7 separate regions of the Mus musculus genome follow, and all the other regions are linked to region 1. The links are chromatin loops, found by intact Hi-C in ENCODE. Cell type or tissue: left cerebral cortex. All regions are shown on one strand. Region 1 overlaps Chchd6 (coiled-coil-helix-coiled-coil-helix domain containing 6). Region 2 holds the start of Plxna1 (plexin A1). Region 3 has its middle 3.8 kb from the start of Gm36354. Region 4 has its middle 11 kb from the start of Gm36268. Region 5 holds the start of Gm36505 (a long non-coding RNA gene). Region 6 has its middle 22 kb from the start of Gm36639. Region 7 has its middle 24 kb from the start of Gm839.

What was found. Hi-C counts contacts between places; a loop is a spot of excess contacts. Peaks named below come from ENCODE experiments on the same cell type or tissue, not always from the same donor. Only the 100,000 strongest peaks of a DNase experiment are listed, where the experiment ranks them.
Region 2: a loop joins it to region 1, with 10 times the contacts of the local background. A loop is called at or near these places in 30 of 42 quality-filtered maps.
Region 3: it touches region 1 in a loop (5-fold over the local background); 35 of 42 quality-filtered maps call a loop at or near these places.
Region 4: a loop joins it to region 1, with 5 times the contacts of the local background. A loop is called at or near these places in 35 of 42 quality-filtered maps.
Region 5: a loop joins it to region 1, with 4 times the contacts of the local background. A loop is called at or near these places in 14 of 42 quality-filtered maps.
Region 6: a loop joins it to region 1, with 2.8 times the contacts of the local background. A loop is called at or near these places in 4 of 42 quality-filtered maps.
Region 7: it touches region 1 in a loop (4-fold over the local background); 11 of 42 quality-filtered maps call a loop at or near these places.

Annotation. Positions count from the first base shown.
Region 1 is chr6:89,551,549-89,555,548 of GRCm38, forward strand. All of the region lies in intron 4 of Chchd6 (coiled-coil-helix-coiled-coil-helix domain containing 6), which reads right to left. Among named protein-coding and RNA genes, the nearest start is that of Chchd6, 42 kb to the right of the region's middle. In left cerebral cortex, CTCF peaks have their summits at 1,134 and 1,946 (motif pointing left); DNase peaks (open chromatin) are centred at 1,258, 1,527, 1,950, 2,677 and 1 more place; H3K27ac peaks cover 2,346 bases.
Region 2 is chr6:89,361,132-89,365,131 of GRCm38, forward strand. It overlaps Plxna1 (plexin A1), which reads right to left and starts at 1,482. Exons shown (of 32, transcript NM_008881.2): 1 at 1,276-1,482. It overlaps Gm40415, which reads left to right and starts at 224. Exons shown (of 2, transcript XM_017321867.2): 1 at 224-267; 2 at 454-1,460. The coding sequence starts at 613. The coding sequence ends at 1,047. In left cerebral cortex, CTCF peaks have their summits at 213, 1,636 and 1,837; DNase peaks (open chromatin) are centred at 649, 1,442, 1,943 and 2,788; H3K4me3 peaks cover 2,267 bases; H3K27ac peaks cover 1,490 bases.
Region 3 is chr6:88,934,105-88,938,104 of GRCm38, forward strand. No RefSeq gene overlaps it. Among named protein-coding and RNA genes, the nearest start is that of Gm36354, 3.8 kb to the right of the region's middle. In left cerebral cortex, CTCF peaks have their summits at 1,832 (motif pointing right) and 2,034; DNase peaks (open chromatin) are centred at 876, 1,828, 2,297 and 3,247; H3K27ac peaks cover 884 bases.
Region 4 is chr6:88,926,217-88,930,216 of GRCm38, forward strand. No RefSeq gene overlaps it. Among named protein-coding and RNA genes, the nearest start is that of Gm36268, 11 kb to the left of the region's middle. In left cerebral cortex, a CTCF peak has its summit at 1,512 (motif pointing right); DNase peaks (open chromatin) are centred at 812 and 1,522; H3K27ac peaks cover 752 bases.
Region 5 is chr6:88,978,686-88,982,685 of GRCm38, forward strand. It overlaps Gm36505 (a long non-coding RNA gene), which reads left to right and starts at 49. Exons shown (of 3, transcript XR_003956462.1): 1 at 49-187. In left cerebral cortex, a CTCF peak has its summit at 1,656; a DNase peak (open chromatin) is centred at 1,652.
Region 6 is chr6:89,044,331-89,048,330 of GRCm38, forward strand. No RefSeq gene overlaps it. Among named protein-coding and RNA genes, the nearest start is that of Gm36639, 22 kb to the left of the region's middle. In left cerebral cortex, CTCF peaks have their summits at 2,357 (motif pointing right) and 3,778; DNase peaks (open chromatin) are centred at 1,551, 2,309 and 3,512; H3K27ac peaks cover 1,044 bases.
Region 7 is chr6:89,238,679-89,242,678 of GRCm38, forward strand. No RefSeq gene overlaps it. Among named protein-coding and RNA genes, the nearest start is that of Gm839, 24 kb to the left of the region's middle. RefSeq lists an enhancer at 2,667-4,000. In left cerebral cortex, a CTCF peak has its summit at 1,736; DNase peaks (open chromatin) are centred at 448, 977 and 1,652; H3K27ac peaks cover 971 bases.

The DNA of each region.
Region 1 (4,000 bases):
GGCTCCTGGCAGCATCACACAGGCAGAAATCAATCTCTTTGTAAACCAATTAGAGGTAGCACACATGCTTTTCACTTTGCAGTGGAGCAGTTAAACAGTCTGCTTTGGAAGGAAACATCAGGAAGAATGTTCCTGGATAACTTTACCTCCTCTCTCCCCAGTTTGCTAAGTCTCAGCACCTTAGCAACAGCTTTGCCATGAGGGAGTGTCCAGGCAAGCACAGAAGTATACAGTCCTGAGAGCTGAACCATGGCTAGCTTTAGGCATCTTCCCCTAGAGAGGGAGTTCTACTTCTTCTTTGGCGACTCTGTAACACAACGAACCAGAACTCTAATTGCTAGGATGATTTATGGACTGATATGCATATTAAGTCCCTTCCTTTTTCTACCTGTATTCTAGAAACTGTACACAGAACGTTGGGGGTATCAGCACTGCTGTGGACAAAGGAATGTGCTTCTCTTCCACCTGGAACTTACATAGCCACACCACTTTCAAGGCGGTATTCTCCCCCATAAAGGCTAAGCAGCAGAGTCCTTCCTCCCTAACCCTGAGGAATGACAGTCACTATGGCAAGCACCTTGTGAGTAACACCAACTTTCAGTGAGCTGGGAATGTATGTATGCTGTGCCCTTGAGACCACTGTAGTACAAGAGCTTGCAAGACAGGAGGACAAAACCCAGAGCTCTCTTTTCACCCACTACTACCTAAAGGACAGTCATGAAGGCTCTGAGCAACTACTAGGAAGCAACAAAGGCATTAAGGCCAAAACAGGTGGGGGCAGCTGATCAGTGTCTTGGAGTGGCTGCCAAGAAACCGAGAAGAATATGGCTAGGACCAGCTCTCTGAGAAAGACATCCCTACAGAGACCTTCCATATTTACATGAGACCCCACCCTGCTGTGGAGTTGGCAGCAACCAATTCAGGGCAAGCCAGAGCTATGGTAGGCATGCAGGCCAGCTACAGCATGCTCATAGGAATGTCACAGATGATCTTGCCATGTCATCCTCCTGGAGACTCTCCAGAAGGACACAGAAGAATAGGACTCTTGCCACTAGACCCTGGCTTCTTCAGAGAAATGAGCAGCAGTGGCTGTACTGGGAGCCAGCATTAGGATCCTTTAACCTAATGGCTATTCACCACAGTTCAAGTCACCGCTAGGTTAGCTGAGTTCCCTCCATGTCTTCTCCGGGCCTTGAAAAAAAAATCTCCCTTGCTGCCAAAACTGGCAGTCCATCCGCCTACAAGAAAGTCAGAATCTGCTTGTTTTGTGCAAAGACGCCAAGAAAAGGCGCTTGAAGGATGTCACCAGCTCTTAGAGAAGATGGTGCAAGGAACCCTCTGTCTCCTAACCATCTGTCTGAGGACAAAGTCCACAGAGCCACCCTTAATCCCACCCTAATTTGAGGCATTAGGCTATGAGCAGCCTGGACTACACAGCCTGAGAAAACAGTAACCTATGGTTGATAAGGGAATGACCCAGACCATCCCTCCTCAAACCTCAGCATTTCTCACCCTGCCCCCCCATCTAAGCCCAACTGTGCCTCTATTGCTCTGGACTCAAGCCAAGCTGCCACCAGCAACATCCTCGGAAAGAAGCAAACCACAGCAAGAAGAGGGAGCCCATCCTCCAGCCAGTGCATTACAGGGGCTGGAAGATCTCCTTCTCTGATTCTCAGGGGCACCACTTGGTCTCTTGAACTGCAGCAAGCCTAGGGCAGCCACAACAGGAGAGTAGAGTTAGCAAAATCAAAGGCTAGGAGAGAGGTGGAGAGTCTGCCAGAAGAAAAGGCATCTCTGGCTTCCTAACCAGGTTCAGTGTCTCTAGAATCAGCAGTTACAGACCCACTAAAAGGCATTTGGGCAAGAGGACCCTTGCTCTCCATCCCACTGGGTCTTTTGCAGCATTTCAATCGTCCCCACCAACAAGTGGCCCAGGACTGCCACCTAGTGGACTCTGCTCAATAAGCACGACAGAGAGGGGCCAGACCCGAGAGAGGTTGGGGGTGGATGTACAGCAGTGTGACCTCATTCCCAAGATTCAGTGGGATTCTCCCAAGCTGTGCAATAAGCCAAACTTTTGAGAAAACAGTTACCCAGGAGTCAGAGTGAAAAGCAGAAAGAAGTCAGTTTATGAGTCTGTCCTCCTTCCCAACTTTTCCCAAGAGCAGACAGCAGCTTCCCTGCTCACACCTGCCCTATGGCAGTACAGGAAAGGAAATTCATGGAGTAGGCACACCAATTCCAAATGCCCTTCTATGCTGCTCCTTCCAGAGATTTCAGGACATGAACTTCTTAGAAAATACTTTCCATGGCCATAGGAAGTGGCTCACTGTGGACACAAGAGGTGCTCCCGAGAGGAAGATAGGAACCCAGATCGAGTATGTCTGGTAAAGGGTTGCACAGACCTAGTATACGTCAATGTCCGGGGCCCCTCTGCCTCCCTTTGCTTCCTAGCCAGGATGAGATGAGCAACTTAGCTTTGCCATGTCCTTCCACCTGCCTCCTCACTGCCAGAAATATAGCCAGCTATGAGCAGAGAGTTCTGAAACCATGAGCCCAAGCAAGCGGTACCTCCCTTTCAACTGTATCTCTCAAGTATTCGTCACCGTGGCCAGCACAGTTCCTAATGGCTCCTAGAGAACAGAAGCCACACAGAGTTCAGAACAAGATGAATGTGGGAGTCACTGAGGGTGGGGCAGTGAGGAGGCAACAGCAGAGAGTGAGAATTTCCATCTGTCCCCAACAGCCATGCCTCCCTCCTCCACTGTGACAGAGCTTCAGCTTGACGACAGTTAGACACAATTCCTAAACAGCTTATAGCTGAGAGAGGCCACAGGACCGTCCAGCCAACAGGACATGTCTAGAAATGGTGTGCTCAGTTCTGTTCTTGCTTTTAAACTGGCCGTGATCTCACCAGGCCCCCCTCCCCATCAGGGAGAGCTGGAGCAACCACCTGGAAGCCACACATGCTGAGGCTGGAAACCCTACGAGCCCAGACCACCGAGCTATGGAAAAGGGTGCTGGGTCTTTCTACTTGTGTCACTCACTGTGCTGCTGGGCTCCCAGTCAATATCCTGCCTATCTACTCAGTCCTCCAAGACAATCAGTGTCCTGTCTGATCATCACAACTTTCCCTGGGATGGTGGTGAGCCTCCCACTGATCTTGCCTCCTCCACTCTGAGCCCTCCTCCACCTTGATAAAGACCTACCATAAGCTCCCTCCTATCTCCAACCCTGACTGTCCCCTCTGCTTGAGAAATCTTGTGACTTGAGGACTCCCTTGCTTGCCCCTTTTAAGTCACAGCTTTCTCAGCTTATGACCCCAGGCTTGTCAACGAGTTCTCCTCCTCTGACCTTGACTGCAGTGCTGCCGCTCCTCATCCTCAGACCTCTCCCCCTCCTCCCTCAGTCTAAGTCCTACTGACCCTCAGGCTTGGTCCAAGTGTCAGTTTCTCAGAGAAGCCTCTTGCACACCTCAACCTACATTAGGTCCTTATTGCTACTCTCACTAAGCATTGTCCACCTCACTAGCATCTCTCTTAGCTCAGTTTGTAGCTCAAGAGTGTTTGCTTGTTTGATGTCTGCTTTTCCAAGGGGAGTCTAGGCCACAGCAGAGCAGGTTCTATGTCAATAATGCATGTCCAACACACTAAGACAACAAAGCCCAGATAGACAGCTGCAGCAGAGGAAATAACAGAAATCCATGTGAGGACAGTGAAACTCAATGGACAGATTTGTTGGAAAGATCATAGAGACATCTGAGGAGGCATTCATGGAAGTAGAAGCCAAACTGTCTGAGAAGTGAGATCACAGCTTTACCACCGCACCTCCACCACCCTCCGTGATAAAGGGACAGGAAGAGGAGGGAGGAACCTAGAAGGGCTGCTTAGGAAAGGCTATCGTCTTCAGAAAGGGTACTAAGTATAAAGAATGGGGCTCTGGGGAGGAGGAAGCGACTAGGTCCAGGATCCAACCCAGGTCACTTGAAGGCAAGGTACCT
Region 2 (4,000 bases), 190 kb before region 1:
TTCGGTGGGCTCCAAGCTGCCACCTCCCCTCTGCCTGACAGCCTAGCCCTGAAGCAGAGTCCCTGTTTTGCACCTCTGCCTAGGGCACTGGCTGAGTGCTTCCCCGACCCAGCAGACTCTTGGCCAGCCTAATGCAGCACTACCTCCTCCTGCTCACCCCCAACAAGCAATGGAGCTGGAAAACTGGGGGTGCTCTAGGAGGGCTGGAGAAGCACAGGATAGCACCACCCTGATGGGACTGAAGACCCGCAGCACCTGCTGGAAGAGGTAGGTAGCACCAGGAGCCAGAGCCAGAGGTAGGAGCCTGGCAGAGGGGCAGAGGCTCAGTTCGTTCCCATCCCCCCCCAACACACCCCTTTCTTTCAAGGGGCGTGGCCCCAGCACCCCACCGATGAGACTGAGAGGGCTCCGGCCACCTAGTAGCCTCTCTGAAGCCCTCTTGTATCCTTCCAGGGCAGCACCTGGGATCTCTGCAGGCAGAGGGGGCCTCCCAGGAATCTACACTCGCCCTTCCCTACAGCAGCCAGAGTCAGCCCATCACCGCCGCCGTCCTCGCCGTACACCAGGCCTGGGACCGTCCAGGAAGCAAGAGGGGAATCCTCCGGGGAAGGAATGACCCGTGGAGGCCCTGCGCAGGGGGAGGCCGAGGAGGCCCGAGCCGGCGTCCTCTCCGGTGGCACCGCACCGCCCCTTGCAGCCGGGTGGAGGGCCTGCGGGCCTGGGCTGGCTGCGGCGCCCACTCGCGCGCCGGAGCCGGAGGGGGCGGGGGTCCCCACGAAGCCTTGCAACTTCCACCCCACTGCCTCAGGCCGGCCCGAGGCGCAGCCAGGGACCTGCCCCGAATCCCGCGGCCCTGCCCGGGCCTGCCCAGCGCGGCGCTCGCCTGCGGCCCACGTCCCCACCCGCGGCCCGGTCCGACCCGGCGCAACACGGGCCGACATGGGCACCCGCAGGGCCCTTCCCGCGGGGCCACTGCAAACTTTCTCTCCTGCCTGGAGGAAGGGACCGCGACTGCGGCCACAGACATTGCGCCCCCCCGGATCGTAGGGCCCCGGACGTGCTGCGACCCGCCGGGACGCGGCAGCCCATAGCGGAGACCGCGCCCGGACACACGCGGGCGCCCGGCCGGAACCGCAGGACACGCCAGCCGCGGACACGCGCGCCGCAGTCCCCGCGCACACCCCCCTGGCCGCCGCCAGCGCCCCCCGGCCACTCGGGACCCCGGGCCGCGACGAGCCTCCCGCCGCCCGCGGGGAAAGTTGCGCCCCGACTCACCCGCCAACCCCGGGCGCGTCCCGCCGCTGGCCATCGTTGCGCCCCGCCGCTCGCCCCTCTGCGGGGCCGCCCACGCCGCGCAGGCCGCCCAGGCCGAGGCCGCCGCGCCCGGGCTCCGCTCCGCTGCGTGGCTGCGTCGCCGCTGCCCAGCATGAATGGGGCGCTGAGCTCCGCGCGGCTGCGGACCGGCCTCGCTCTCGCCGCCCCGCGGAGCGCCGTGCCGCGCGCATGCGCCGGCCGAAGCCGGGGGGCGGGGCCGGGGGCGGGGGCGGGGGCGGGGCGGGACCCGCGATGGCCTGCAGGGGGCGCTCGGCCCCGCGGCGAGAGCGCGCGCGGCGGGCCCCACCGCTTGCCTTCAAAGGGCGATGGCCACCTCAGCCTTAAAACTCTGGACTGGGGTGGGGGTGGGTGAGGTGGTCCGGGTGGTCCCAGGAGTCGATGCACTCTTTAAGGAGCACAGGCTGGAAGTACAGCTTTCGTGCACGGAAGGGTAAACTGAGTCCGGAGGAAGCACTTGCCCTGGTCCTATTGCTCATCTCTGCCTGCGCAACGATCGCTTAGGTGGGACCGGCACTGCACCCCGCAGGCCCCAGGAGGTGGCGCGTGCCGGGATGCCTAAGCTCAGAGGACGACTGTCCTGTCCGGTACGCGGTCCTGCAGCGGGGCGTGTTAGAACTACCCCAGCAGGATAGAGACCTCGCCGGGTCGATCGCGGGCGCGGGGCTGGCCTGCAGAGCTGGATTGCGCCAGGTCTCGGTCGGGTAGAGAACCTTTCTCAATAAGGTCACCCAGTGCAAGGCATCCAGACCAAAGCAGGCAGCTGTGCGCAGAACAGAACAGAGCAGTCAGAAAAGGTGGTCGTGGGAGGGGCGAAGGCTGACTGGGCACAGCCTGGGGGACCCAGTGCAGCTCATTCGGTAAGGACCATTGTCCGTACTCGTCTCCCAAGCAGTCATCACCCTCTTTCCCTGTGCTCATCCTTGCCTGGTTTTTCTTTGGGTGTGACCGTTTACATTTTGTCTCCCTGAATGACATATTCTTTTGTGTAGCTTGTTTGAGGATGCTATAGAAATGGTGTCCCGCCTTCCTCTCTGATAGGAATGCAGGGTCCTGTGGTCAGTCTTTGCTCTCACTGTGTGGCACAGGCTATTCTGGATAGTTAACCCTCTCTTCTGCTACTGGACTGGAGCCCCCTGCTCTAGACCTTGGTCTTTAGCTTCAACAGACGATGCAAACTTGGTTTTCCCCCAAGTGAAACCCCACCCCTCCACGTGATGGAGAAGTGTCAGCAACAGTGGGAAAGGTAATGGTTTGATTTTGCCAGGCTGAAAGTTGGTGCTGGTTCTTTTTGCTTCTGAATGGCGGTGAGACCCTTCTTCCACAGTTACACTTACCGTCGGACTCCACAGGCACTACATACTGAATGTACAAATCTCTGCTGTGCTGTACAAACCGGGTAGACAGACTGCGCAGGCCCTGTGACCTGCCCAAGCTCCCTCGCTGGTTGGTGGCAGAGCCTGGAGTCTGGCCCAGAGGTGCAGTTCAAACTGTGGGCTTCCTAGTTGCACACCTGTCTGCTTCCAATAGTTGGCTCTGCTTTCCAGTCCACAGCCTTACCTGCCTCACAGATTTGGTAATCCACTTGCAACGCTTTGGGGAGGTTACAGGCAGACTGGGGTTGTGCCTGTCCAGCTGTTCCCTGAGTTGCCTCTGCTCCTTAGCTTCAGAGGCTGACTGCCTCTGCTCACACCTGCCTTTGCCAACCTGTCTTCTGAAGTACAGCTAGGCAGGTGCTCAAGGCTCTTCCTGTTTTGTGACCCACACACAGCGGATAGGTATCCAGAATACATGAAGAACGCCAAAGAATCTACACAAACACGGCTACCATCCCACAGGAGGGGATAGGTGACCTCCGAAAACCTTTTTCTGGAGGAAATCCAGCTAGGGGCTATTGCTTTGGATCAGTTAGTAGTTCCACTGATCCCTCTCAGCTGCACTGTGCCTCCACTGATGTCTCAGCTCTTTTTTATGTGGTCTTATTGAGTCCCGAGAAGCAGCAGAAGAAGAAAGCCTGTGACCATAGAAGAGCTGGAATTGAACCTGGGCCTGCAGCTTTGGCTTGACCACATTGCAGAGAAAGGAAGTGAGTCAGCACAGCTGCTGTGACTGCTGCTGCCAGGGCTCCTCCCTCTGCGTTTCCCCCTTGGGGGTCACTTCCCTGCAGGAACTGGAAAGGAGAGGAGTAGTCCCAGGAGCAAGGTTCTGGTCAAGGGGGCCTAATAAGGTTCTTAAGGCCCCTCCCTTCACATGCTCCAGCAGCGAACAGTTTCAGGGCCATTTCTGCACCTGTGACAGACCCTCCTACAAATGGGCTCAGCTGGCTCTTCCTCCCCTCTGACAGCCCCGTATTAGGGGTAAGGGATAAGGAGGAAGGCATAGGGAGAACCCAGGCATGCTGGAGGACCCACTTCTCCCAGACCCAGGTTCAAGCCTCAGGCCATTTCAGTCTTCCCCCTGTTCCCTCATCAGAGCCTCCTAGCCCATTTCACCCTCTTCCCTCCTGCCACCTCCTAGCTGGAGGTTGTGGGCCTTTCTTGTCTCTGGCTTCCACCCATGACTCAAGGGTCAAAGTAGAGTTGGTGGAGAGCCTCCTGTTCAGAACTCTCCACATATATATGCATGCACATGTACACACATCACACAGGTATTCACACATGTACAGGTA
Region 3 (4,000 bases), 620 kb before region 1:
GGTGGCTACAGAGGCGATCCAGAGCCAGAAGGAAGATCCTTATGTGAACCTGGGTATAGACACAGGGCCAGAAGAACCCTGCAGAAAGAGGCATTTCCTAAAGTGGGTCAGAACATGCACCAGTGCACAGGATCCATGGCAATGGCTTCCTGCCCCTGTCAGGGGTTAGCCTCATATTTGGATCTGGGCCAACCTTTCTGATTCCCACAACTTGGACAGAATGCTGCTTAGAGGTGGGAGTCAGATTTTGCCTTCTTTGTAGCAGCCCGGCGGGAACCTACCGCACACTCTAACTCCAGGCCGTGCAGAAAGGTCACATGTAGCCAGCCACACAACTTGCATCCTAGCCCAGCCCTCAGTGATGCTTGTGACAAAGAAGCTCCAAGTGACTCTTAATCCTTAGTGGCTGCAGTCACCATCAGCCCTCAGCTTTCCTACCCCCCCCCCTTTTCTCCCCCAGCTTCAGACCTGTGGAGGTGAGCTACCCTGCTGGGCTCTGTGTGAAGTGCTGTCCCTCAGAGCTGAGCTCAGAGGAAGCTGTTTAATGCTGGGAAGTCAGGAGTGGCTCACAGCAGAGGTAACTATAGTAGAGCCCTTCTCCTGCTGGTCCCCACCGGATCTGGGCCACTGACATTATTAACCTGGAGCCGGACCCAGCAGGGAGCGGGTGGACCGGGAGCCCAGGACCAGAGTACCACTGCTTAACTCATCTTATCCCATCTTAACACTTAACCCATCTCTATCAGAGACTTGGAGGAGCCTGTGCTGTGGAGAAAGGGACTAAGGCTTGGGCTGCATCCAGTCAGTGTCCCCACCTCCCCCAGTCTGTCTCCTTCATTCATTAAACAGGAAGCAGGAGGCTCAGAACATGCTGATGATTCAAGCGGGGCCCCTGGCTCCCGTCCCTGCTGTGTTAGCTCCCGTGGGAGTGTATGCACAGTCCTCTGAGCCAACCTCCTGAGGAGGTGGATCTGTGCCCCGTGACAGATATTGTCTCCCAAGAGAGCCCCTCTGAGGCCTAACTTTTGCTCTCCAGGGGAGAGATGCTCTCATAGCCAACTGTCTCCTCATAGGGCTCACTGATGCTCATCTGTCTCCCTCCTCCCTTATCACTTGGACATCCCCATTCCTGCTTAGCTGCCCTAGCTTGCCTCCTGCCCCAGCCATGGGCACTACAGAGACCTCAGAGCCTTATGCTGACTGCACCAGGCTTTTCAGACTCTGTGGTCCAGGCCATCCAGACAGGCCTCTGTCTTGTCTCTTGACCCAAGCTTGCCTTTAGCTTAGTTACAAGTCAAACTCCAGCTTGTTTGACAGCTGGCAGAAACAACCTCATCGTAAATTAAAGGTCTGCACTGTTCTGGAGTCTAGAACCAAGCCACAGCATCCCTGTTCACGGGTGATGAGATACTCTGTTTTCCACCTGTGTTCTTCTGATTTCTGGGGAATAAGCCAGGCTCCTATATTGCCTGAGGCACAACACAGTCAGCTGAGGCTTTGAGGTTCTCATTGGTGTCCATGGGTGAGGCAAGGAGCAAGCTGGGGTAGCTCAACAGGAATGGTGATGCCCAGGTCTCCGCTGACCTGCCAGGCACTGTTCTTCAGTCTTTCCTTGCCTATCACACCTCTGATTTTGAAAGAGGACTGCTGGTTTCTTTAGGGAACTCCTTGAGTTTGGTGACTTGGTGGTGGTATCTCATTTCTGCACTGACTTGTGGGCTTTGAGAAACCACTGGGGTGAAGCAGATTCCTCTTGTGTCCGCTCAGGCATTCATGACACCGTCAACACTACTACATCACCTAGCAGTATCCATTTCTTATCTATTTCAGCGCACCTTGGTTATGTGACACGTTGCCACTAGGGGGAGCTAGGGGAGGGCTTTTCAAGGATTGAACTTTGGGGGGGGGGAGAGGGAGAGAGAGAGAGAGAGAGAGAGAGAGAGAGAGAGAGAGAGAGAGAGGACAGAGAGGGAGAGATTCTTCAGTAATAAGCTCACAACTATTTCCAAAATAGTTTAAAAGCCCAAGATGCTTAACATTTTTTACTGCACTTTCATCTCTGCTGCAATACAAACTCACTATAATGGTTTGACCTCCCAAAAAACCTGCAGTTGTGGCAGCCCTGGGGAAGAAGTGTGCCCAGGGGTTCCTTGGAGGGTAACATGCATGCCTCTCACTACTTAGTTTGTCCCACATAAGGATATAAAACATCGCTGTCCCCCGGGGGAGGGGAGGATCTTCAGGTCCGTCGGCATCCGTGTATATGAAGCACAGGGGACCCATGAAGCGCAGGGCTGATGCCGAATCTTTCACTAAGCATTTGTCTCCCTTATCTCCAGCCCTGCTTCCTGAACAGGACGACAATTCTTAAGCCACTTGTGCATTTTGTTAGGGTTAGTTTAATTAAATCCAGAGATGATAATCCACAAATCCACTTACAGGCCATGTGAAGGAGGATGAGCCTGGGAGAGGCCAGCTCGAATCTGTCGCGTGGCCCCGTGAAGGGACAGGGTTGCCTGATGAGGAGATTGGACTTTTGTATGCTCTCATATGCCAATTTATTTTTTTGGGGGGGAGATACACAGTAGAAGTTCTAAATTTCTGTTCTCATGCCCCGTGGTAGGTGTAAAGTTTCTAGAATGTTCTTGTAGTATAATTGCTGTGGCTGGGTCTACATGGGGAATTGAGAGTCTCGAGCCACTATGGGCTATCACACCTGAGCAGGCAGAGGTGTTTTGCATATGCTGGGTGCTGGCTTGCCCTGGAAGCTCTGAGTGCTCAACTATGTCAGTCCCTAACTGGTCTATGGCTCCCATCTTCCCCTTGCTCCTACAGAGCACAAACCACAGTGCATGTCAAAGGGCAAGAGCTGCCACCTGTGGCCTCTGAGGGTGACAATGGATCTTAGCTTCATGCTGTTGGCACTATTGTGTCAACTGGTATGCTCACTTAAGGAGAGGGCCAGGCGCTTGGATTTATTCCTGGAATGGGAGACACCCCACCATGCCTAGGACCTGGTCTTATTCCTGCCAAATTGTACATCTGTTCCTTTTTTAGTCTCCAAGGCCATCCCTGGTTCAGCCTGTTGCAAGGTTGTGGTCTTCTACACCCAGGTTTCCTTTCTAGACCTGCCTCCCCAAGAGAAATCATGACACTCCCTGCTCACAAGCCTTCCCAGGGACTGAATTCCCTGCTGAGCATCCTGTCCCTGGGCAGCAGCCACTGTGGCTCCCTGTGATGGTTAATCTTCCTTCCCTGTGACTGGATTTAGATCACCATGGGAACACACTTCAGAGCAGTCGTTGAGGTATTCCCAGCGGTCAGCTGGGGAGGGAGAGCCCGCCCTGTGTGCCAGGGCCCACTTAAAAGGAGAGGATGAGCTGAGCCCCAGAGGGTCATCTCTCCGCTTCCCAACTGTGGGTGCACTGTAAGCAGGGGCTTCATGTTCCTGTTGCCAGGATTTCCCACTGTGATGGGCTGCACCCTCAGACTGTGAGCCACAATACACCCTTCCTTAACCTGCTACCTGTCAGGTAGTTGTTCAAGGCAAGGAGGAAAGCACCTAACTCACATTTCTTCCTCAGCCTTTGGATGACCCCCATCACTACTTCAGTTTCTTCTTATCAAATGCATCCAGGTCAGGGTCTCTTGGGATACATGTGCCTGTCTCCTCTGTAAAAGTCCTAGGGTCACTTGCTGGGTACCGTGGTGCATGTCTTTAATTCCAGCACTTGGGAGACAGGTAGGCAGATCTATTAGTATGAGGCTAGTCTGATCTGTGTAGCAAATGCCGAGGGGGGGGGTGCATTTTCAGTGTCCCCAGCAAAGGAGATAAAGTGAAGCACAAAACCTGGTTTAGCTCTGGACTGAAGATGGCCTCTAGTCTTCTAGATGATGTGGGAGGTAGGGATGGATGGGGTGGGGAGCATTCTTAGGGAGAGGATGTGGTTCTCCTTGGGTGTCCCATTGTACCTACCCTGGGTGGGGGGTCCTTTTGATC
Region 4 (4,000 bases), 630 kb before region 1:
CAGCCCTCTTCCAGCCTGCTGCTCCCAATCTGCAGTTGCTCATTCATGCAGACATTTACTAAATACCTACTATGTGCCAGTCAGTGCTCTAGGCTCTGGTGGTGTATAGAATAGACAGGGCCCCTGTCCTCTGGGCTGTGTTCTACTAGAAATCACAGATAACAGGCAAATAAATAGCCTGGATGAGAAGGGGGGGGGGTGATGTAAAGAGGCTATTGTTAGCTGGGGAGGCAGTGGAGACTAAGGCCATAAAGGAGAGAAGATACAGGCAGAGTTGCTTCCCAACATACCCAGAATGCCAGTTTAGGCAAAACCAAATGTTAGGACTAAACTACGGAGTCCAGGAAGAGTTAGAGGAGGCTGGTCTTGTCTGTGTGTGCTGGGATAGTCCTCTTTGAAGGAGGACAGGTTACCTGCATTGACTCAGAGTGGAAAGGGAACTGCCAGTGTTATTCAGCACAGTAGTGGACATCCCCAGACTCCTGGCCATGGGTCTTCATGGCGTTTGCTGAAGGCTAGGGTGGCTGGACTCCCAGGATACTGTGGAGCAGGGAGGTGGGTCTACTCCCTGGGTGTGAGTCCTGACCTCCAGCTCTAGCTTCCCCTCCCTGTAACAGGGTGAGTCTCCTGTTCTTAGAGGTAGTCCAGTGAAGGTTGGACAGCCAGCCCAGAGGCTTCCCAGTGCAGTCTGGGGCATACTGCTGCACTGGGTACTCACAGCCCTCCCCAGCCAGAGGCCCTCTTCCTGTGACATAGCAGAGCTTATGTAACACCAGCTCCTGGGCAGGGTGTTGTCAGCAGTTCCAAGGAGACAATGCCCTAGCTCCCAGGGTGTAACTGTAGAGACACCCTGTGTCTGTAGGACCCGTCATTGTGTGCTGGGTCCGTCCTTGGTGGTGTTGGCAGCTCAGGAGGGTTGTTTCCACAATGCTGCAGGCACACCCGAGGGCACACTGCATTTCTGATGGTGACTAATGGTGCCTGCAGCCTGCAGATCTCTGGTTCACTCATCATTTGTAGAGACAGCCTTGTCCAGCTCAGGGCCATTTGGGCTTTTTTTTTTCGTTCCCCTGCAGACCTTCTGCTCCGAGTCTCCACTGTTTTTCTCCTGTGAGGCTGTTCTCTGTGCTGACCTCTCATTCGGCTTGTGAAGGGCTGCAATTTCCCATTTGTCATGTGACTTTGTTTTTCCTTTGCTTTAAGTGTACTTTAAATCTGAAGCCCGTTCCTGGGCTGTCCTCTTCCAAGCCCGGCAGAACCTTCTCCAGGTTCTGAAAGGAAGCTGCAGAAGATGGGAGGCTTAGTGGGAATCCAGCATGGTTGGAGACTTGGGGTGCCTGCATTCTGCTTGTCCCACCACAGTGGCTGGCACACCAGTGGGGACCCCAGGCCTTGCCCTTCAGTACCAGATAGAGGTTCTGAGGTCCAGAATCTCTGGCTGCATAGACAGCACCACACACCTTAGGAAACATAACCCAGAGATGGCAATGTGGTCTCAGGACGCAATGCAGTGTGAGGACAGCAGGGGGTGCTGTGGCTCCAGGCTCTAAGGAGACAGGCAAAGGAAGAGAGGAAGAGGGGATGGGGAGGCAGGAAGAAGAGAGAGGGAGGGCAGGGAGTGGGAGGCCCTTGCTCCCTCCCCACCCTCCAAGCCATCTCCTAGGACAGACCTGGGACCTGGCTACACTCAGCTGCTCAGCCCAGACACCGTGGGGATATATTGTGGAGCTGTATCCCCATTGTCTCATGGTGTCCTCCTGCCCAAGCTCCCTGCCTAGATCCCAGTCTACCTCACCCTGTCTCTCCTCCTATACCCTTCCTGGAACCCCAGTTCATGTCTCCTCTCTGGTCCCTGTCCCACCCTCTCATCCCAGCTGTGGTCTAGCCTGTGCTGTATACTACTGGTGCACCCCTCCCTTCCAGATTGCTCCTCCCCTCCTAGCCTGGGTCCTCTTCTCCTGCTGCATCTTGTAGCCTGAATGGATGGGCTAGGAGCCACTGCTGCATCCTCTCTTCCAACCTTTTGGCTGCCTATCACCTTGAGCTAGAACCTGGCACCACTCCACTACCTTTTCCCGGTCTCAGCTTGGCTGCACACCCAGGAAGGTGGACATTGAAGACATTGCCAAGAGCCTAGCCTTTCCCAGGAATTCATCTTTAGGATGAAGACTTGGAGCCTCAGAGAGGTCAGCCATTCACCCAAAAATCACACAGCGGAATGGATATGCTCCGGGGTTTAGGAAAGGTGTTTTACTTTATGTCATATAAGTTGCCTGGTGTGTCTGGTTGGGCTATCTATCCTGAGCCTCACTGTGCCTCAGGTTCACCTTGGACTGTGAATGGACTACCCATGGACTCTGGCTGTGGAGGCCTTTGAATTTAATTGTATTCTAAAGGGTTTTGTTCCTAGGTCTGTAGGCAGGGATGTGAGGAGATGGTCTTGGAACCAGGGGTGGGAGGCTTCCCAGTTTCCTGGGCCCCTTGTCAGCTGAGAGAGGGGCTCTTGGACATGCCAGTCTGGCAAGCTGAGAGGCTGGACCCAGGAGAGGGATAAGGCCTGGCACGATGCCTGGCCACCTCTGCCAGACAGCGTGAGAGACACTGGAAAGTGACTCATCTGCATAAAGTTTTATTTCGTTTGACTTTGGTTTATTCAGCAGTCGTATTTTGTAGCTCATGCTGGATTTGAACTTTCCATCCTGCCTAAACCTCCTATGGCCAGCTCTGTCTTCCCGTTTGTGAGAGCTGGCAACAGATTCAGATTTTTCCAAACTTTCAGGTAGAAGAAAATGGGTCTCTGGGCTGGGTCCAACCAGGTTGAACAGTATGGTCCAGTCAGTTCCTGGTCCCTAGGTTCCCAGTCCAGCACTGAACACACTGATGGTCATTAAAGCCCTGCCCAGCAGGGGAGCAATTTACCTGTGATACACCTTTCCTAGGCCTGGTGCCTGGGGCTCAGGACCTAGAGAACCTATTCACAGGCACCTGCTGGTAGTATCCTGTCTTCCCTCCTCCAGGCTATGCCCACCAACACAAACAAAGCAGTTAACCCCCTAAGCATAAGCTGGTTCTTGGCCTTGCTCTACAGTCCCCTGTCCCTTCCCTTGGAGGTCTGCTGGTCCCATCTTACCTGCCAGGTCTTAGTTTAAATTTCACCCCAGGATGCTTCTACGCCACCAATCAATCCTGTTTAACTTTCTGTCCTAGGGGATTTGGGGTCTGCTCTTTGTGCAAGCACGGTGGGCCAGCTGGCTCATCTGTGCAATACTGTCTCCCCATTAACTGCAACAGCCCCCAGCATCCTCACACACATGGTAAACTCTCAGTGAATGGACGGACAAATGGATGGACCAATGGATAGGGTAGGGGCTGCCTTTCCTCAGCCCCTTCCCTGGAGACCCAATTAGTGGATCATTGAAGCAGCCGGCTAGCGCACCCACAGACAGCAGTGCCCCATCTGGAAGCTTTGTTTAAAGACAGTGAAATCAGCTGCTTGGCTGGGCTACTGCCGAGGATACAGTCCTCCGAGGGCTACTGGCTCCTTGTGCCTTGTGTCCCTGACTCTGCAAATAACAGATTGAATTTAGGCCTTCTGTGGAGACTCAGAGAGGGCTGGCAGTTTGCTGAGGTCTTATCATAAGGTGTAGGAGTAGGGCTCAGAGGACAGAAGGCAGGTTCACGATTAGCAGGAAGGTCATTGGGTGGGATCCAGGTAGGAAGACCGGCAGGGAGCTCTGTTATCTTGAGGGAATGGCAGGATGGTTCTTTCCCTGTGCTACCTCAGTGGGCATAGTGCACATCCCCAGCAGATGTCAGAGGTCTCTTGGACCCAGCAACTTCCTGGTGCAAGCCCTGCCCTGTCTGCTTTGTGGCACATGGTCCTCTGATCATTGTCCAAGCATCTCTGGTCCTAGCTGTGTCTGCAGCTGGGTTCGCCTTATCACCCATCTTCAACAAATGTTCCCGGCCCTCTCTCTGGCTGGCCAGAGACCTCCTGTGC
Region 5 (4,000 bases), 570 kb before region 1:
ATATGTGAATATACATGCATGCACATGCTTGTGGAAGTCAGAGGACAATCCCTGGTGTAATTTCTTAGGGTCTGTTAACCTTTTCAAGCCTACTCCCCAACAGGATTTTTCATTGGCCAGGAACCCTCCGGGATCTCCTTGTCCAGGCTTCTCCAGCACTGAGGTTATAGGCCCATGACTATACCAGGTATTTTACTTTTTAATTTTTCCTGTGGGTTCTGGGTGTTTCAGGGCATTTGGGTACCTCAGGTCCTCATATTCACAGAGCACAAGTTCTTTGCTTAGCCCTGCCTCATCTGTCTTGGTCCCAGGCCCTGCCCCACCCTAGGACTTTTCTTTTTCTACTACAGAGCCCTGTGACTGTAGCCATTCGTGATCTGTGATCCGTATTGTCACACCCCTGTTTTCTCCCCCTCTCCAAGCCTCTGGAGCCTGGAGGCTCCACAGCTGGGTCCTTCTGGAAGCAGCTAGGGAGAAACAAAGGCATCAGCCACAGCAGTGGTTTCCGGTTTGCTGTTTGCCCTAGGGCCAAGTCTCTGTTCTGTGCGGAGTGTGTGTGTGTGTGTGTGTGTGTGTGTTGTCTTGCTGTAGACATTAGAAATGCTTCCATGCTTTGAATTCTGGGATGGACCCCTGTCCCTCACACCCACTCCACCCTACTCTCCATTTTTGCTTCTATTCAGCAGTTCTGAGACACACAGTGTGGCCTTGCTGGGTCCCCAGGTTCCCTCCTTAGACTCCCCTAGAACTGCTTTTTTAGGGTACCCTCTACGTCCTCAGATCAGAGACCTCAGTCGCCATCGGCTACAGATAATGCTGTCCCATGAGTCCAGCAGCAGGAGGTAGACAGGACTGTGCCTCGAGCGCCAGCTTTGCTTTACTTTTAGGGTGATCTGGCTTTTTAGGTGTGTGACAGTGAGTTTTTCACCTAACTGGAAAATAGTATCATTGTCAGAGAACCTATGTAATGTAGATGAGGAGACAAAGTAACCAGACAGATATCAGGTCTGTAGATAAGAGGGTTAGGGGCTACTGGTTACAAACCTGCTAGATTACAGCTGTGGATTAGATACACACACACACACACACACACACACACACACACACACACTGTACTGATTTTTTTTTGAAGAGCTGTTGAGTTGTGAAATATTTCCATGAAACAAACCTGAGCTATCCTGAATCCTTAAAAAAATAAAAAATGGAGAACTCAGCAAGGTCGCATGAGGCAGGTTTCCTTTCCCCATCACAGGAGCTACACTGGCTTCTAGCTACCTTTTGTCACAATCTTCTCCAGTCATTTCACTCAATAGAACACTGCAGGGTAGGGCTGGGACATAGGGGCATCTTCCCAGGGTGGAGGCCTCAGGCAGGGAGGCCCTCTGAAACTCAGATTATCCCTACACACACACACACACACACACACACACACACACACACACACACTCGTGCAGCCCAGGCACCGTGCCACACAGAGGAATCCGACCAGCTGCCTGCTTTTCAGCGGCGACACCACAGTGGTTGGTTGAGGTTCCATTCTGTCCCTCCTGTCCTTTCTCTGGGCCTCACAATGATATATTCCTCCCCATCCCCCAACCCAGGGCCGGGGCCTGATGGTGGAATGTCTCTGCTGATGGACTCTTTAGAGGCGGCAGGGGGAGCTCCTGGCCCGTGAGAACTCATTCCAGTCACAGGACAAAAGCTGGGGTACTGTGGGACTGCCTGGGCTCCAAGCTGGGTACACAGCAGCTCAGAATTGGTTCTTGCCCCAGTGTTACCTTGGTCCTTTTTCTTGGTCCTGCCTCATTAGTGGCCTTGGCTATATGCATTTCCCCTCCCTCTCAGACTCGGAGCTCTTTTTGTCTTTAGGTTTCTCTGTCCTCTCCGCCTCCGGATCATCCCTCTGTCTTCCCCTTTCTGTACAAAAAGGAGTTAGTCCATGGGCTCAGGGTCAATAAATAGCCTTGAATGGAGTGGCTAGTATGAGCCTACCGGGATCAGGGAGTTGAGACATTTTGGGACCTCTATCCCTGTGCAAGAGAACTTCACATTCTAAGAAATTTTTTTTGTGATGAGGACCTAACCCAGAGCCCCTCACATCCCAGGCAAATGTTCTCGATTGAACTGTATACTCAACCCCAAGTTACATTAGGTATTCATTTATTTATGTATTTATTTATTTATTTATTCATTCATTCATTCGTCCGTTCATTCATTTAGCATGTGTGTGCACCTATGCAGACATATGTAGGAGTCAGAGAACAGCTTGTGGGAATTGGCTCTCTTCTTCCACCAAATGGGTTCTGGGGATTGAACTCAGATCATCCAACTTGGTGGCAAGCACCTTTACTCATTAAGCCCTATAGATAGCCCCCAAATTACATTTCAAAGTTTCATGCTATGTGTGTGTGTGTGTGTGTGTGTATGTGTGTGTGTGTGTGTGTGTGTGTGTGTGTGTGTGTATCACAGTGCACATATGGAATGCAGAGGTCAGAAGAAAATTTTAGGGAGTCAGTTTTCTCCTTCCACCATATGAGAATCCAAGGATCAAATTTAGGCTTGAGCAGCAATTGCCTTTCCCCCTTGCACCATGTAGCTGGCCCCAGATTACATTTTTATACATTTTACTGAATTGTTAGGGCCCCACTCACATTCCCCTTTCCACCCACAGCCAACTCTTAAGTGACGCCCACCTTGAACCTGTTGGCCAGAGTAGGATCAGACACCTTGCAAGTGTGATCAAGACACCTTGCAAGAACTGTGGTCAGATAATGAACCTTCCGACTGGCTTTCAATGGCGACCACACCCCCACAGGCCTGGTCCAGGTGCTAGCTCCTCAGCTCCATCCTCCCTGACAGTTACAGTTCCCTCCGTACTTGGGCCTGGCAGCTGAGACAGCACATATGGCTGCTCAGTGAGGCTGTGCCCCTGTGTCACTACTTACAGAGGGGCAGATCCCCAACCTCAGAAGAGGGTCTCCCCAGGCCCCTTGTCCCAGACAAGGCTCCCTGCAGGCAACACTAGCGAACACAGCAGCCCTGCAGGGCGGCTGCGGTCCAGCTGGCTCGGCTGCTGACTGCAGAAGGAAGCTTTGCTTTTGTTCTTGGATCACCAGCTGCCGCTTGCACAAGTGCAGTCCCACAGCTGCCAGGGCTGGGCAGTCTGGGGCAGGTTTCCTCACCTCTCTGGGCCCAGTTCCCCCATTTGAGATCCGAGGGTGGGGTCTGGCTGGATCAGCTCTGAGGTGAGCTTCTGGCCCTGACATTTGATATCAGCCACTGTCCTTAGAAGGTTTAGAAGGAAGGAAGGAAGGAAGGAAGGAAGGAAGGAAGGAAGGAAGGAAGGAAGGAAGGAAGAAAGAAAGAAAGAAACCCTTTTTACGACCCAAAGAATGAAATTAGCATCATTTGGCAATTAATGCATTTTTTTTCCCAAGACTCAACTCTTAAACAAAGTTCTGAGTGTTTGACTTTGATTTCAAATAGGTGGCTGTCAGGAGGAATTACATGGCTCCCAAAGAAACACACAGACGTTATAATTAAAGAGATGCCAATCTTGACAGGTAGTCGAGAGGAGAGGGGACATAATGGCAAGAATGGCGAGGGGAGAAGGATGCTCTGAGCCCAGTGGGGCAGGACTGGCAGAAGAGGAGGCCCAGTCACAACAGGACAGCACAGCACAGTGCTTTAGGCTCTGCAAGGCCCCTGCACCACAGCTCTGCAGAGGAAGGTTTTATTACCTGCATCACAGAGTGGTGATCATTGCCCTGATTTTTGGCCACAAATTCATGTATAATGCAACAGACATTTTTTCCCCCAGCTCCAACCTGAGCTAAGACTCCAAAGACACCTGAGCTCTACCCTCAACCCAGCCTAAGCCCTGCTCCCAACCAGGCTGAGCCTAACTTCTGACCCACACTAAATCTCATTCCTAACCTGGGGAGGCTCACCTCTGACCTATGTTAGTCTCTTTCCCAACCCAGACTAGCTTCAGGTTATC
Region 6 (4,000 bases), 510 kb before region 1:
AGGGTACTAAGAAGACAATGCTAGGATGTTGGGGAAGAAGGGGACAAAGAATCTGTTAGTGTTAAAGCCAGCTAGCACCAGGCAGGACAAAACAGAGGCAGGGCATGGGGAAGCACATTTTTTGTTTTGTTTTTCGAGACAAGGTTTCTCTGTGTAGTCCTGGCTGTCCTGGAACTCACTTTGTAGACCAGGCTGGCCCCAAACTCAGAAATCCGCCTGCCTCTGCCTCCCGAGTGCTGGGATTAAAGGCGTGTGCCACCATGCCCGGCTGGGGAAGCACATCTTAAATCTGGGGTACTCAGAACTGATGAGCCCTAAGATTGCCACGAGATGACTAGGATTATACAATACAGAATAGGAGGGAAGGCTGGTGTATCAGTTACTTTCTAGCACTGTGATCAAACATCATGACCAAAGCGATTTATGGAAAAGTTCATTTTGGCTTACAGTTCCAGAGAAAGTCTAAAATAGCAGGAAAGTTCAGACAGCAGACCACGGGAGCAGGAATCTGAGAGATCACATAATTAGCCACACACAGGAAGCAGACAGGTGGAGCTGGAGGTTGGAGGAGGCTCAAAACCAGGGGATCTCAGCCTTCCTAATGCTGTGGTGTCTCCCAACTGGAAAATTATTTTCATTGCTACTTCACAACTCTAAATTTGCTACTGTTATGAGCTGTAATGCACATATCTGTGTTTTCCCATGGTCTTAGGTGACCCCCATGAAAGAGTTGTTTGACCCCCAAAGGGATCAAGACCTGCAGGTTGAGAATCACTGCTCTAAACTCTCAAGGCCTGGCAGCAATGGCATGCTTCCTCCAACAATGGTCTCCCTCCAAAGGTCCCATAATTTCCCCCAAGTGTTCACACATGTAAGAGTATGGGGAGATAGTTCTCATTCAAGCCACCTGGGCGGGAGTGGCTCCCAAGAGCAGGGTAATACGGAAGAGGGGGCGGTGGTGATGCAGGGGTGCTCACCCTTCTCCTGACAGTGAGTTGCACACTGCCCCAAACAGCCTCATCACCAGTATGTCCTTGCCTTCTGCAGGCTCACAGGCCTCAGTGGGTCACCCAGTTGCCGCCATCTAACCTTTGGTTGTGTGTGTACAAATGTATTATAAGGGAGGGTGTCATGCCACCCTGCTTTTCACAATGAGCTTTGAGAACTGGGATTGGAAGATAACCCAATTCTAGATGCAAAACTGCCAGGCGAAAGCTATGAAAGTGACAAGACAGTTGTCACCAGCAGCTCACAGGAGCCCCTTCTCTGTTTCCATGCCACCGCTGCCCGCTCCTTGGAGGCAGGGAGCACTCTCAATGATTTTCTTGCCATGGGAGGGGAATGTTATAGTCTTCACTCTGCTTGCTTTTGCACCCATTGGTAGTGGTCACTTCCTGTGCCTGTTTATGTGACACAGGCCTGTCTCTAGTAAATCTCCTGACCCTTCCCCTTGTCTGGCTTTCTAATGCATTGTGACTTCCTTCCTCCATGGCTCCTAATTGTTGCTATTGTTTTCCTGTTTGGGGAAGTTGATCTTTGAGTCAGGCTGCGTCTCCAGTGTCTTTTATCTCTTTAGATGGGTATTTGCTGACCTGAGCCTCAGACTTAGTCAAATCTGTCAGTCTTTCCCATTCTGGCTTCTGGGTTTTATGTCATGCTTAGAAAGACTTTTTTCACACCAAGATTAAAAAAAAAATCACCCACGTTTTCTTCTATTACATTTTTAGATTCATTTCTGACATTTGAATTTTAATGCTTTGGGATTTTTTTTTTTTAAGTACAAGAGAGATTTAGCTTTATTTTCCCCGAATCTCTCCCTACACCACTTGTTAAACAATCCATCATTTCTCCCAGGTTTCTTGCCATCTTTACCAGCTATTAAACACTGATGTTCATGGACCAATTTCTGGCCCCTCCACTCTTTCTCGTTGATGAATCTGTTCACATTTCAAATACTTTTGTCAAGTTCTCTTTTTAAATTTTTTTAATCAAAAATTCAGTTTGGATTTTGATTGGCAGATTGACATCTTTGCATCTTCCTGCAGCTCTGGGTTGGTTGGACTCTTCACCATCTTCCCCCACTCTGTGCCTCTTCGTTGAGCTCCAAAGCTCTGCTCAAATGAGGCATTTCGCTGTCTTAGCTTGTTTTCTTTTTCTGGACACTTTTTAATTCTCTGCTGCTGGTGAGAACGAGCCCCTCCCTTCTCTACTGTCTTAGATTTTTATATTTTATGTAAAGCATTGCTTTTGATAGATTGTCTTTTATTTAAAGATTTGCTTTATTCTATGTGTATGAGTATTTGCCTGCTTGTATGTATGTTGCATGGTGTGTGTGTGCAGTGCCCACATTGGCCAGAAGAGGGCATTGGATCCTCTGGAACTGGAGTTACAGGTGATTATGAACCACCATGTAGGGGCTGAGAGCCAAATCTAGCTCCTCTGAAAGAACAGTCAAGTACTCTTAATCGCTGAGCTGTCTTTCCAGCCTCACATTGGTTTTCTTGTGGGTCTTGGGGATTAAACCCAGGTCCTCATGCTCACAGCAAGCACTTTAAGAATGTCCCTTCCAGCCACTGTTTTGGGCCCATCATGGTGGCCGTTGAAGCTGTTAGCCAATCGTAGCTGTCTCTATGCTCTGTAAAAACGAAGTGGCGTTGACGAGCTGTCCCTTGCTGTATTCCAAAGGTTTAGTTGGTAGCCACTTTTGCAATGGACAGGAGAGATGTTAGGCATGGTTGAGTGATGGAATGTTCTGGAAAGCATTGCTCTAGGCAGTTGTTTCTACCATCAGACAGCACACCCCTGCCTCCTCCTCCTTGGTCTGCTGCTCAGTTTTACCTATTTTCTTTGGGTTGGGGAAGGGGACTTTTCAATGATTAGAACACAGCCTTGCCACAGCTGAGGGGGATAGCGGGACCCTGCCCTTTCTTTCTGCCTTTCTTCAGCATTGAGGTGAACGGCCTCTTCTGCCACCAGCACCTGCTATGACAAGCTTGCCTCACCATAGGCACAAAGGCAATGGAGCCAGTGGATTGTAGACAGAAACCTATAAAAGCCATGAGCCTCGGGTACTTTGTCACAGAGATGGAGAGCTGACTAACACAGATGTCTGGTTAGTCATCTCAGCCACCAGCTACTCCAGCATCCAGGGCTCCAGATCATTGACTCACCCTTCCTGAGTGCCTGACCCCTGACCCAATGCCACTCAATCAACGTTTGCTATTTGAAGCCATCATTTAAAAAAACTAGAGTGGAGGGAAGTTGAGGCAGGGGACTGTGCACTTAGACAGCCATGCTTCAGTTCCTGAAGGTTTCAGATGTCCACAGAGCACCTTTGGATGCTGTGTTGCGTGGGATGTGGGCTCCTGCCTCATTTGTTTGTCCAGTCATTGTGACTGGCTCTTGCTTCTGGAGGCCCAGTAACTGCACTTTGAGGGGAGGAGGGCTGCCTCCTCTCTACACTGGCATTTGGTGCCAGCCTGTCACCATGGCAGCAGAGATTGGTGCTACCTACACCACGGGAGAGGGAAGCTGCTCTGAGTGGATTCTTCCTGATCCCCAAATCACTCTCTTCTTGTGACTCACAGCAGTTACAATTCCTTCATCTCCTGATACAATTTCCAGAAGCAAATCCCTCAGCTCTTTTGCCTAGACTCCTTGAATTAACATCAAAAACTATATTTGATTTGAATTTAACTGCCAAGGCTCTGAGTTTTGTTGAGGCTAATCCCCTGTCTGCTTGGTTTCCTGGAGCCACAGCAGAGGTTTGCCTGCAGTCACTCCTCACAGACCCCAGGGGCAGAGAGGAGCAGCTTGCTCTCCCAGCCAGGCTTCCTCTTCTTTCTCCAGTGCTCCGTGACAATTGTGACCCTGGCTGTGGTGGGCCTGAGGTGAGATGGGAGCATCCCAGGGGATTCAGAGGAGACTTGGGGTGACTGAGAATAAACGAGAGTGGAGCAGACCAGAGGGAGACCCAGCCGGTGCCAAGCAGAGCGCACAT
Region 7 (4,000 bases), 310 kb before region 1:
TCCAAACCAAAGCTCCTGTAGGGTCTTAGGGCCTAGTGAACGTGCCCTGCCCTCACCCTTCATCCGGAGCTGGGGGTCAAGTGCCGAATGCCATGTCAGTTTTATATTGAGTGACCTCATGGTGTGAAGAATTGAGTGGGTGTCAGCTCTGTTGCTGTGCAGGGACCCTGGGTGCCCCAGGATCAGCACAGAGTCCTCATCGTCCTGTGGATGCCCGACCTGCCAGCACATGTCCAGAGTGGGGGAGGAAATCATGAAACTCCCAGCTCCAGTAATTCCACCCCTGGGAATTCTCTCTGAGCAAGCAAGGCAAAAAGGACGCAGGGAGAAAAAGCCTCAGGCGAGAATATACGGGTGGAAGCACTTTTTAGCATTGATTACGGAAAATGTCAACTCCACACAAAAGTAGAGAGACAGGAATAACGAATGTGTGCCAGCCGCAGCTTGGAGGCAGCATCCACAGCCGGTGTGCCTCCACCCCCAACACTCCCGTACACACGATCCGTGTGGCAAGTGAGCCTCATACGTCATCGGACCATTTTATCATAAATATTTCAATTTGTGTCTCTGGCAGATAAGGAGTTTAAGACATCTAATCTCAGTATCATCACGCTCAACAGAATTAATAATTCTTTAATATCGTTTAATTCTCAGCCTGTGTGCGAATTCCCAGATGTCTCCAGTGATCTCTTTGGAGTTAGTTCAGCAGCGGCAGCAACCGTCGGAATGCAAACAAGGATTTGCGGTTGTTGCTGCTGCATTTCTTTTAGACCTCTTCTTCCAGATCAGCTTTCTTTCCCTTCTTCCCTTTCCCCTCATGGAAACATTTTAAAATAATGTCCTCAAAATGGAAAACAATCTCACATGTCCAATGCCAAGGACCACTTAGGCAGCGTATGGTCCCTTGGCCTGGGGAGCCCCAGCGTCCTGCTGTCCCTGGCTAAATATAACCACAAGCAGCTGGCCGTGGGCTGCCTGGAACGGCTCTGGCCTGGCCTGGCTGCCCGCCACCCGAGGTGCCTGGCCTGCTGGCTTGGCTGTGCCCTCGGCTGCCCTCCTTGGGATCTGGCAAGCCACTCATGGCATGTCAGACCTGGCCCTGAAACTCCAGCCAGGCAGCTGTGCCCAGCAGCTGGAGCAGAGCCCACCAAGCTCCCCTGATGACAGCACTCAAGTGTTAAATCATCAGCCAGGAGACCATTGAGCTCTACGTGGGGGGAGAGAAAGATCACTTGGAACTGTACATGGCTCTATGTGGGGGTAGAGAAAGATGATGCAGGACTGTACACAGCTCTACGTGGGGGGTAGGGAAAGATCACCCAGGACTGCCCACACTGGCACCTAAGAGCATATGTGTGGGAGTATCATAGGAGAAACAGAAATGTCCATCAAGCAAACAATAAGACAGATTCCTGAGAGAAAGCCAGTAGTCACTGTAAGGAGCTAGGAGAAAGTTGAGCACGTGTGATTTTTTTTTTTTCCTGGATTGCTTTCAGATGTAGCTATGGCTAAAGCAAACCTCTTCATCCCTTGTTTATCCATCATCCATTCTAGCTGGATCCACCTGTTGGAGAAAAGGAGTGGCTACTGTTTGTTATTCACTGGGTTGCTATAGGAACACTCTCCTTCCAGAAGAAATGGGGAGGTACCAGCAGGAGGGGAGGTGTGGACTGTCACTGCTACCCCAGCGTGGGCTTCCTCTGCCTTTCTTCCTCTAACCACAGGAGGTGGCTGGCTGGCAAGGAAGGAGGTTGACAAGCACCCTCGGGTGTCTTCAAAACTGTGAGCATTTCACGATATGCTGTCATTATTATTCAGGTGTGGTGAGAGCCACAGGTCAGAGGACTGCCACTGAAGGAAAGATGGCCGTGCCCCACTTTTCCTTCACAGCATTAGGGCCACAAAAGAAGGACAGGGCTGCACCAGGTAGGTAGGGGGTGGGGCATGTGGATATGCAGGGCTGTGGCACCTGCAGAAAGGACAGGGAGGGGATGAGCAGGGATGGGCAAGGGGCTAGTAGAACAGGGGCCATCTCTGCCTGATGATTTCGGACACTGGGTTATTCAGGTGGTGGGAATCCAGGAACCCAGTGGAGGAAGTGCTGGGTGTAAGAGTGTAGATGAGGTGGTCTATGTAGGAAAGCTGTGGCCCTGTGTGTTGTTTCTAAACTCTGGCTACACTGAAGAGAGCCTTCTTCTCTCTGGCGATAGTAAAGCTCCTGGTATCAAAGAATATGACTAAGAAAGAACGCTCTCCTTATCTCAGTCCATCTGTCTAATCAGCAATTGCTAAGGCACAGCTTCCACATGGAAACCTGTTCCTTCCATTGCCTCCGGCTTTCACCCAATAAATACCCTAATCCCCCTTGAATGACGCTGTTCCTTGTCTTCACACACCCCCACTCATCCACCCTACCTGACCTCTGCCCAGAAAAGACCTCTTTTCCAAAAATTGTTGACACATAGTCTCTTGCTCCTCATGATTTCTGCAGGGTGGCTGACCCATGCTGCACATAGCCCCAAACGAGGTTGATTGCTTCCTTTGTGTGATTAGAACTCAAAGAGCAAGAAATGATGGTAAAGATCCATAGAGATGGGGAGAACTAAGAAAAGGGGGGGGGAAGGGTTTTCTGCCTTCGACGAGGGGCAAGGGTTGTGTGAGTACAGGAGAGAGCAGAGCCCATTGGCATTAGGTTGTTTCCATAGCAGCAAGAGTTAAGGCACTCCAATGAAAGATGGGGAAAGTGAGCATGAAGGGTAGTCAGGAGCTCACAAGTCCTCCAATGGTAAGAAATTTAGCGGTTTTATGTGGGCATAGTATACATTATTTTTTTTTTTTTTTTAGTTTTAGTGAATCATATGAGTGTCTTAGTTACCCTTCTACTGCTGTGATAAGACACCATGACCATGGCAACTTATAGAAGGAGCGTTTATTAGGTGTTGGCTTATAGTTTTAAAGGATGAGTCCATGGTAGGGCACATAGGAGCAAGCAGGCAGATGTGAGATGTGGCACTGGAGTAGCTGACACATCTCCAAAAAGCCACACCTCCCAATCCCTTTCAAACAGTTCCACCAACTGGGAACCAAGCATTCAAGTACATGAATCTATAGGAGACATTCTCATACAAAACAAAACAAAACAAAACAACCCACATACGAGTTAGGGTTGTAAAGACTCGTTTTTATATCTATGGAGCCTCTGCTCTGAGCCTGGCACCTCACTCACCCTGAGAAACTCGGGGTATAAAACTAATAGAGAAGCATGCTCCGAGGGATAAGCCAACAGCCACAGAGCTAGGGAGGGGCGGGCTGAAGCTTGGCCTGAAATCCTGCATGTCCCAGAATTCCCAGATAATAAGGAGATATCTTACACAACAAGTGGGCCAGCAGCCCCCACCCAGGAGCTGGATCCCATCTGTCTGGTCCCCATTACTCTTCAGGCCATGAGTAGTATGTGGGTGTGTAAGGGCAGGTCTAGCCATCTGAACCTTGTTGTGTGAATGGCCAGCCTGGTCCTAATGGCCTGTGTGCTGACCCCACCCAACCTGCAGTGAGCTCCCTCCCCTCATCTCCTCCCACACCTGCCATCAGCCTGGAAATGATTGCTGTAATTACAGCCTTGTCTTCCCAAGGTCTTGTTTGCAGAAGACCATTCTCTCCAGGGAACAGGGAATAGCTACAGTACCCTCCCTTCTTATGCTCCAAGGCCACCAGGAGGTGCACTGCCGGGCTTGGGAAAGGTTCTCGGGAAGGTAAAGGGCACGTTTGAAAGTTCAAAACATGCAGAGGGTCAGAAACTGCAGGGTTAGCTAGTGACTGATGCCCCTGGAGACTGCAATATCAGCATTTTCAGCACGGCTGGGTGGACAGCTCCACACCTCTCCCCTCCCCCATCCCCAGGCTGCGCCCTGCTCCCAGCCTGGGCTGAGGCTGGCTCAAGAGAAGGAGCTAGATACTCCATCAAGACCAATCCAAGATAGAGACTACCCCAGCCAGGGTA